2 separate regions of the Homo sapiens genome follow, and region 2 is linked to region 1. The links are chromatin contacts, found by Hi-C or POLR2A ChIA-PET in ENCODE. All regions are on one chromosome and are shown on one strand. Each heading gives the region's core, a stretch centred on a gene start or an enhancer-like site at or near the end of the contact. The rest is flanking DNA. Distances are from core to core; before and after follow the strand shown.

Region 1 (3,922 bases), core at 189-2,688:
TAGACACTTGGCAACATTCCTGGAAGCTCAAGTTCCCTTTAAAATGTGTCACGTGTATAACATGTGTGCCTGGACAGAAGTGTGAGGTAAAAGCCCAACCAGAGGCTTAAATACAATAAAGTGATAAGGTCACAGAAAGAAAACCTTGAGTAATCCCCGTTAGAATTATAAATACATTACTAGCTTTTCTCCGAAGTCATTTTCTTTTGGCCTGCATATTCAGGGATACCATTCTGGGAGAATGTCTGGGTATCTTAACAGTGGAAAAACCCTGTCTACCTAAATGTCTAATATTCATCTTCCCTTCCACATTCATTCCATTTCTCCAACTTGGCTGAAAATTCGTGTCAAAGATCCTGAACCCCAATTCCATACAATTTCCTATGTTTTAGACCAGTTTGGCTCTATTTTCACCTTTCAAAGGGGAGATGAGCTTAGAGAACTTTCTCCGATCCCCTGCTGCAATTAGTTCACAGTAACAGTGCCCACCTACCCATTCGCACCAGCCCACGTTGCATCTGTGCCAGGCAGCATGTGCACCCTCCAGGCATCCACCAGCCTGCCAGCTCAGCAGGGCAAAACTGGGCAGACCCTAGTACTGTGCTGTGACTGGCATACCACCAGCCTTCCAGGGCAAACGCCCAGGCAATGCATACTGCCAGGACTTGAGCAATAACAGGGAGCCTAGCTCCAGCCTGTGACCTGGGCCGGGATCAGAGCTCCCCCGAACCCACCCACTAACCACTTAACTCCTTACTTGGCACTGCCCACCTTCTCCCCAGAAACACTACCCCCGACACCAAGCCTGGCAAGCTGGCCACTCAGGGGAAACAACCAGCAACGAGGGTGACGGCAGGTCTCTGGAAAAGGCAGCACACCTGTGCCCTGGAGCCAGAACAGGGTACCACCCCCGACCTCAAACCGGAAGCCCAGGACCCTCGCCCAGTTACTAGTTCTGGCGCCCACTCACCTGCCCATTGCTTGGCCCTCAGCTCCCAGCCGGGCTGGACTCCAAGCTCTCTCCCCGCCCAGCCGGCTGGCGGTTGCGCCCAGGGCTAGACCAGGGCCCACCTGCCCCTCACACAAGCCTCCTCCCCACACGCAGCCCCCTCCTCACCCGCGATTCCCTCTCCCACGCCCCTCACAGCAAACCAAAGCCCTGCTCCCACCATTTGGCTCTCCGTCCTCCGAAAGTCCCGGTTTGCCCCTCTTGCCTACTCGCTCCTCTTCCTCTCTCCCCTACTTCCACCTCCTTTCCCCACGCTCCTCGCCCAATCCCTCTCCCGCCGTCATCCCTGCTCCCCTCCTCCCGGACCGAGCCCTCCCTTTCTCACCTAGGGCCGGGGTCGCAGCTCCACGACCGGCCTGTGGGTCAGGTGGCGCATGCGCGAGCACGGCCCCGCGGCACCATGACAACCTCGTCGTCGCTGGGTGTCTCGCTATCCCCACAGCCTCCCGCCCATTTCTCCTCCCCACGCCTCCGCGACGGCTTTCGCCAGCCACGTGACCCGACTCGGATGACCCGGCACCATGGAGACCGCACGCTGTTCTCCTAGAAGGGCCCTTGGAAATGCGCCCTTTCCCCGCCCCCGCCGGAAGACCAGGCCGGCGCGGGGCGGGGCCAGCGCTCAGAGGCCTACGCTCTGTCCGCGGCCGGCGGGCGTCTCTATGGTTGGTTCCTCAGGCCTCGCCGCCATTTTGTACGGGGGCCTTGAGCAATGAGCGGCTTGGGCAAGGTTTCCAGGCGGGGTTCAGAGGAGCCGGGGGTGGGGCCGGCTTGGAGTCGATACAGAGAGAGGAGCGACTCTCGCACTGTCTTGGTGCGTGCCGCCGTGCCGCCGTGCCGCCGTTGGGGGTGGGGGCCGGGGCGAGTCGTGTCCGGCCTGTGCGCGTGCCGGGAGCGACAGTGCCCGGCGTGGGAGAGCGGGCGTGCGGGCGGCCTCAGCCTGGAGTCGCCGTGACAGGGGTGCCAGACCTCCCCGCGTGCTCCTCGCATTTTCTCTACGCCTGTCGCCCTGTTTGTTTTTTGTTCCCGTCCACCCTCGAGACCGTGCTTCACGAGGTCGAGGCGCGATGAGTTATTTTAAGTAGATGATTTCATGACCTTTGATGTTTGACTGACTTTGTCATGTGCTATGGGTTTTATATGGATGCTGTTTCTTGGTGAAGGTTCACGGTGAACACACGTGTGTAACAGCTAAAGAAAAAAAGGGCTTGGGATCAGTTGACGTTCTGATGCCTTGAATCAGTGAAGGTTACTTAGAAAAAGAATTATTTCGCTAGTGAAAAAGAGGACATGGGCGAGTTTAAAGAGTTGACGGGTCGAGGCAGATTCAAGAGCTGAGCTGTCCAGTAAGATGGTCACTAACGACTGGATAAGTTTCTCAGTTGTACTAGCCACATTTCAGGAGCTCAGTGACCTCTTTATTGGACAGTGCAGATTATATATAGCCCATTCCCAGCATCGCAGAAAGTTATATTGGACAGTGCTGATTTAGATAGTGGGGAATTGTTTTATACTGGTCATCCAGGCCTTTGTAAGTGCTGCTAGGTCGTGGTTAATCACGTTAGTCCTCTAGACACAGGTAATTCTAATGTATTACTGGGTATGGGTGTACTTGTTAGTAGTCAGCTTTACCAACAAGTAATATGCCTACACCATGTAAGGCTTTTGTTTTGGGGACAGAGTGAAAGCAATAGTTAACAATTACCAAGTAATTAGGAGCCGGGCCGCTTTATATGCATCCTTTTATGATTCCTTACAAGTTTATGACGCAGGTGGTATTTTTTTCCAGTTGTGTGGCGTTTTTGCCCATTAGGACTCAACTAAAAACCCATGGCTTTGGCCAGGCACAGTGGCTGACGCCTGTAATCCCAGCACTTTGGGAGGCCGAGGCGGGCGGATCACCTGAGGTCAGGAGTTCAAGATCAGCCTGGGCAACACGGTGAAACCCCGTCTCTACTAAAAATACAAAATTAGCTGGGCGTGGTGGCACATGCCTGTAATCCTCGGGAGGCTGAGGCAGGATAATCGCTTGAACCTGGGAGGCGGAGGATGCGGTGAGCCGAGATCGTGCCATTGCACTCCAGCCTGGGCAACAAATCTCCGTCTCACCAAAACAAACAAACGAAAACCGTGGCTTTTATCCATGAAGCTATTAATATATTGCCTTCTTTTGAAGTGGAATAAAACAATCTGCCTTCAGATAACTTAAAATCTGATATGGGAAATAAGACGCGCTGTAATAAATAATATGAAAGAGAATGGGATAAGTACCAGAAGATTGTGAACAAAACCTAATTAATAAAATAAAGGGAGAAAAAAAAACTTTGTTTTTTTTTGGTTGTTGGAGTAGGAAGAGATCAGTAGGTAAATCTTTAAGGATAGCTAAAAGTTGGATTTGCAGTAATGGAAGTGGGTGAGAGTACGACGCACACAAAGCAAAAAAAGAATCAATGAAATAAGCAAAAGCATGAGGTGTGGTCCTATCTTAGTTTTCCGAAGGGGCAAATAAATAAACTATGAGAGGAATGAATTAATGGCATTTGCAGCAACCTGGATGAGATTGGAGACTTATATTCTAAGTGAAGTAACTAAGGAATAGAAACCCAAACATCGTATGTTCTCACTCATAAGTGGGAGTTAAGCTATGAGGATGTAAAGGCATAAGGATGATACAGTGGACTTTGGGGACTCAAGGGGAAAGGGTGGGAAGGGGGTGAGGGATAAAAGACTACAAATTGGGTGCAGTGTATACTGCTCAGGTGATGGGTTCACCAAAATCTCACAAATCACCGCTTAAGAACTTACTCATATAACCAAAATGCCACCTGTTCCCCAAAAACCTATGGAAATAAAAAATTTAAAAAACAGCAGCATGGATACTAGGCTTAATACCTGGGTAACGAAATCATCTGTACA
Region 2 (3,560 bases), core at 578-3,077, 700 kb before region 1:
GGAGTCTTGCTCAGTCGCCCAGGCTGGAGTGCAGTGACACGATCTCGGCTCACTGCAGCCTCCGTCTCCCGGGTTCAAGCTGTTCTCCTCCTCAGCCTCCCAAGTAGCTGGGACTACAGGCACACACCACTACGCCCAGGTAATTTTTTTGTATTTTTGGTAGAGATGGGGTTTCACCATGTTGGCCAGGCTGGCATTGAACGCCTGACCTCAAGTGATTCGCCCACCTCAGCCTCCCAAAGTGCTGGGATTACAGGTGTGAGCCACCGCACCCGGCCCCAACTAATATTCTTACAGGTCCTTTGTCTGACAAGAAAATGACTGCATAGCAGAAAGTAAGAATATGCACACTCTTCTAGTACAGATCAAATCGCACATCCCTGAGGCCAGTTGAGAAATGGCCAAGCAAAGAATGACCCAATAAGGTAGAATATGATGTAACCAGGAAAAATGACAAGTATAGACTACATTAAAATCTGTATATAAATTAATATGGAGGGAGTTAACAGTGTACAAAGTAATATGCACATATTTACAATCACCAAAAAAGTAAAACTGGCAAATAAAGACAGAAAGACCCGTAACCAGGTGTGAAGAGATAGTGCTTTAAGTTCACAGGATTTTTTTTCCTATAAAGCAGTGGTACTCAACGTATGGTCCCCAGACCAACAGCAACTGCATCACTTGGGTGCATGTTAGAAACGCCAATTCTTGGTCCTCATACCAGACTTACAGAATCAGAAACTTTGGGGATGGGGTCCAGTACTGTGTGTTGTTACTAGCTCTCCAGGTGACTCTGGTGCATGCTAAAGTTTGAGAACCACTGTAGTAAGAAAATTATTTTATTTATTTTCCTTTTTTTCTTTTAATACAGACGGGAGTCTCACTATGTTGCCCAGCCTGGTGTTGAACTCCTGCCCTCAAGCAATCCTCCCATCTTGGCCTCCCAAAGTGCTGGGATTACAGGCATCAGCCACCACATCCAGCCCCAAGAAAATTATTAAATAAAACATATGAAGCCACAGATAAAGTCTAATTCACTTCAACTCTGCAAATATTTCTTGAGCACCTACTAAGTGCCAAGTATCATGGAGGTAAACAATAAATACTTGTTGAATGACTTTCTTGTTAGTAGAAAGTAAATGCCACTTAACCCTGGGAGAGGGCTGTTCTAGGTGTCTTATCTAAAGGTTGCTCTCCACACACACTGGCTGCTGTTAGCACATATCTACTGTGTGATCTGGAAGCCCAGGGCCCTGCAAGATGCTGGAGATAAGCAGCGGTCTGGGGCACGTTCGCAAGACCGGGTGGAGGGCCAGGATATGGGCATCGCCCCCTGCTCTTGCCCAGACCACGCTCCAGCTCCAGCTGCTTCTGCCTCGGAACTCACAGGGCCACCAGGGGGTGAAGGCGTCTGGGTGAGCCACCTCCGGCCCTCCTCCAGCTCTGCCCACTCGGGTGCCTGCAAGACTGTGCCACTGAAGTGGACAGGTCACATGAAAGCCCACTGGTGTGCCAAACTGGAGAAGTCACTGCAGGGGGGCGGGGCAATGCGAGTCACCCGAGCCACGTGGCCGCGCGCCGGGCCCAGGTGACAAGGTCATGGGGCTGTCCCTCCCGGCGCCCAGGGCGGCTGCACAACCGGAGCAGAGGCCGACTCCCGGCGTGTCCATGCCGGTTCCCTCGCGCTCCAGGCGCGGTGCGGCCCTGCCAGGCTGGTCGGCCCGAGCTCTGCGCCGGCCTCCGGCGAGCTGCCCCTACTCACCCCGAGGGAAGCAGAGCCGCGGCGCCCGGCTTCCGGCCGCAACCCGGTAGCGGGGAATTAGCTGGGAACCGTGCGGGGACAGCCACCTGACTGCGCTTAGTGAAGCCGAGGCGCGCGCGGCCTGCCGGGACTTGTAGTTCCTGGTTCCCCACGCCGCGATCCCGCGGGCAGTACTGTGGAGGCACAGGGGTCTCGGGCTTACTCCGTCAGGTGGCCTTGTTGCTTTGCCAGGGCGACGGACTTGGAATATTACTGAAATATTTTCTTCAAGACATTCTAACTACGTCCCAGGTTCGTGTTTAATGAAAGATGAAGTGGATTTGTAGATTTTTTTTTTTTGAGACTGAGTCTCGCTCTGTCGCCCAAGCAGTACAGCTAATTTTTGTATTTTTTTTAGAGATGGGGTTTCACCATGTTGGCCAAGCCGGTCTCAAACTCCTGACCTCAAATGATCCGCCCGCCCAAAGTGCTGGGATTACAAGAGTGAGCCACTGCGCCCGACCTCGTAGATTTTATTCATTCATTCATTCATTCATTCATTCATTTTGAGACAGAGTCTCACTCTGTCGCCCAAGCTGGAGTGCAGTGGCCCATCTCGCCTCACTGCAACCTCCGCCTCCCGGGTTCAAGTGATTCTCCTGCCTCAGCCTCCTGAGTAGCTGGGATTACAGGAGTGTGCTACCACGCCCTGCTAATTTTTTGTATTTTTAGGAGTGACGGGGTTTCGCCATTTTGCCCAGGCTGGTCTTGAACTCCTGAACTCAGGCAATCCACCCGCCTTGACTTCCCAAAGTGCTGGGATTACAAGCCTGAGCCACCTCACCGGGCCATAGATTTTAAATAAGATATTGGAACTAGTAGGCGAAGAAGAAATTTACTGACAATTGATGTATGCTGGCGGGGCGGTGGCTCACGCCTGTAATCCCAGCAGGCCAAGGCTAGCAGATCACCTGAGGTCGGGAGTTTGAGACCAACCTGACCAACATGGAGAAACCCCGTCCCTACTAATAATAGCAAAAATTAGCCAGGCCTAGTGGTGCATGCCTGTAATCCCAGCTACTCAGGAGGCTGAGGCACTAGAAACCCGGGAGGCAGAAGTTGCGGTGAGCCGAGGTCACGCCATTGCACTCCAGCCTAGGCAACAACAGCGAAACTCCGTCTCAAAAATAATAATAATAATGCTGGCTGGGCAGGACGCAGTAGCTCACACCTGTAATCCCAGCACTTTGGGAGGCTGAGGCGGGCAGATCACCTGAGGCTAGGGGTTGGAGACCAGCCAGGCCGACATAGTGAAACCCCATTTCTACTAAAAATAGAAAAATTAAGCCGGGTGCGGTGGCTCATTCCTGTAATCCCAGCACCTTGGGAGGCCAAGGTGGGCGGACCACTTGAGGCCGGGAATTTGAGACCAGCCTGGCCAACATAGTGAAATCTGTCTCTGCTAAAAATACAAAAATTAGCCTGGTGTGGTGGTGCACGTCTGGAATTTCAGCTACTCAGGAAGCTGAGGCAGGAGAATCGCTTGAACCCGGGAGGCGGAGGTTGCAGTGAGCTGAGATCACGCCACTGCACTCCAGCCTAGGCAACAGAGTGAGACTCTGTCTCCAAAAAGAAAAAAAAGAAAAAGAAAAATTAGCCCAGCATAGTGGCGGGCACCTGTTATCCCAACTACTCGGGAGGCTGAGGTGGGAGAATTGCTTGAACCCAGGAGGTGGAGGTTGCAGTGAGCTGAGATTGGGCCACTGCACTCCAGCCTGGGCAACAGAGCAAGACTCGTCTCAAAATAAATAAATAA

Evidence for each region. A loop is a pair of places that touch in the nucleus more often than their neighbours do. ChIA-PET counts read pairs that join two places held with the same protein, here RNA polymerase II (POLR2A). Pooled maps may share reads with other maps.
Region 2: a map with no recorded cell type shows a loop between it and region 1 (24-fold over the local background). The contact joins the promoter of ADCK1 here to the promoter of CIPC in region 1. A Hi-C loop is called at or near these places in 1 of 37 single-sample maps with no recorded cell type and 9 of 50 pooled maps. POLR2A ChIA-PET finds 5 or more read pairs at or near these places in 1 of 52 experiments (PC-9).

Annotation. Positions count from the first base shown.
Region 1 is chr14:77,095,774-77,099,695 of GRCh38, reverse strand. It overlaps CIPC (CLOCK interacting pacemaker), which reads right to left and starts at 1,438. Exons shown (of 4, transcript NM_033426.3): 1 at 1,335-1,438. LOC124903350 (a long non-coding RNA gene) reads left to right here and starts at 1,678. Exons shown (of 2, transcript XR_007064275.1): 1 at 1,678-1,820; 2 at 2,796-3,231. RefSeq lists enhancers at 668-827, 967-1,796, 2,158-2,207 and a silencer at 1,828-1,977.
Region 2 is chr14:77,798,376-77,801,935 of GRCh38, reverse strand. It overlaps ADCK1 (aarF domain containing kinase 1), which reads right to left and starts at 1,827. Exons shown (of 11, transcript NM_020421.4): 1 at 1,766-1,827. RefSeq lists enhancers at 1,212-1,291, 1,302-1,351, 1,425-1,963, 1,964-2,502 and a silencer at 1,542-1,901.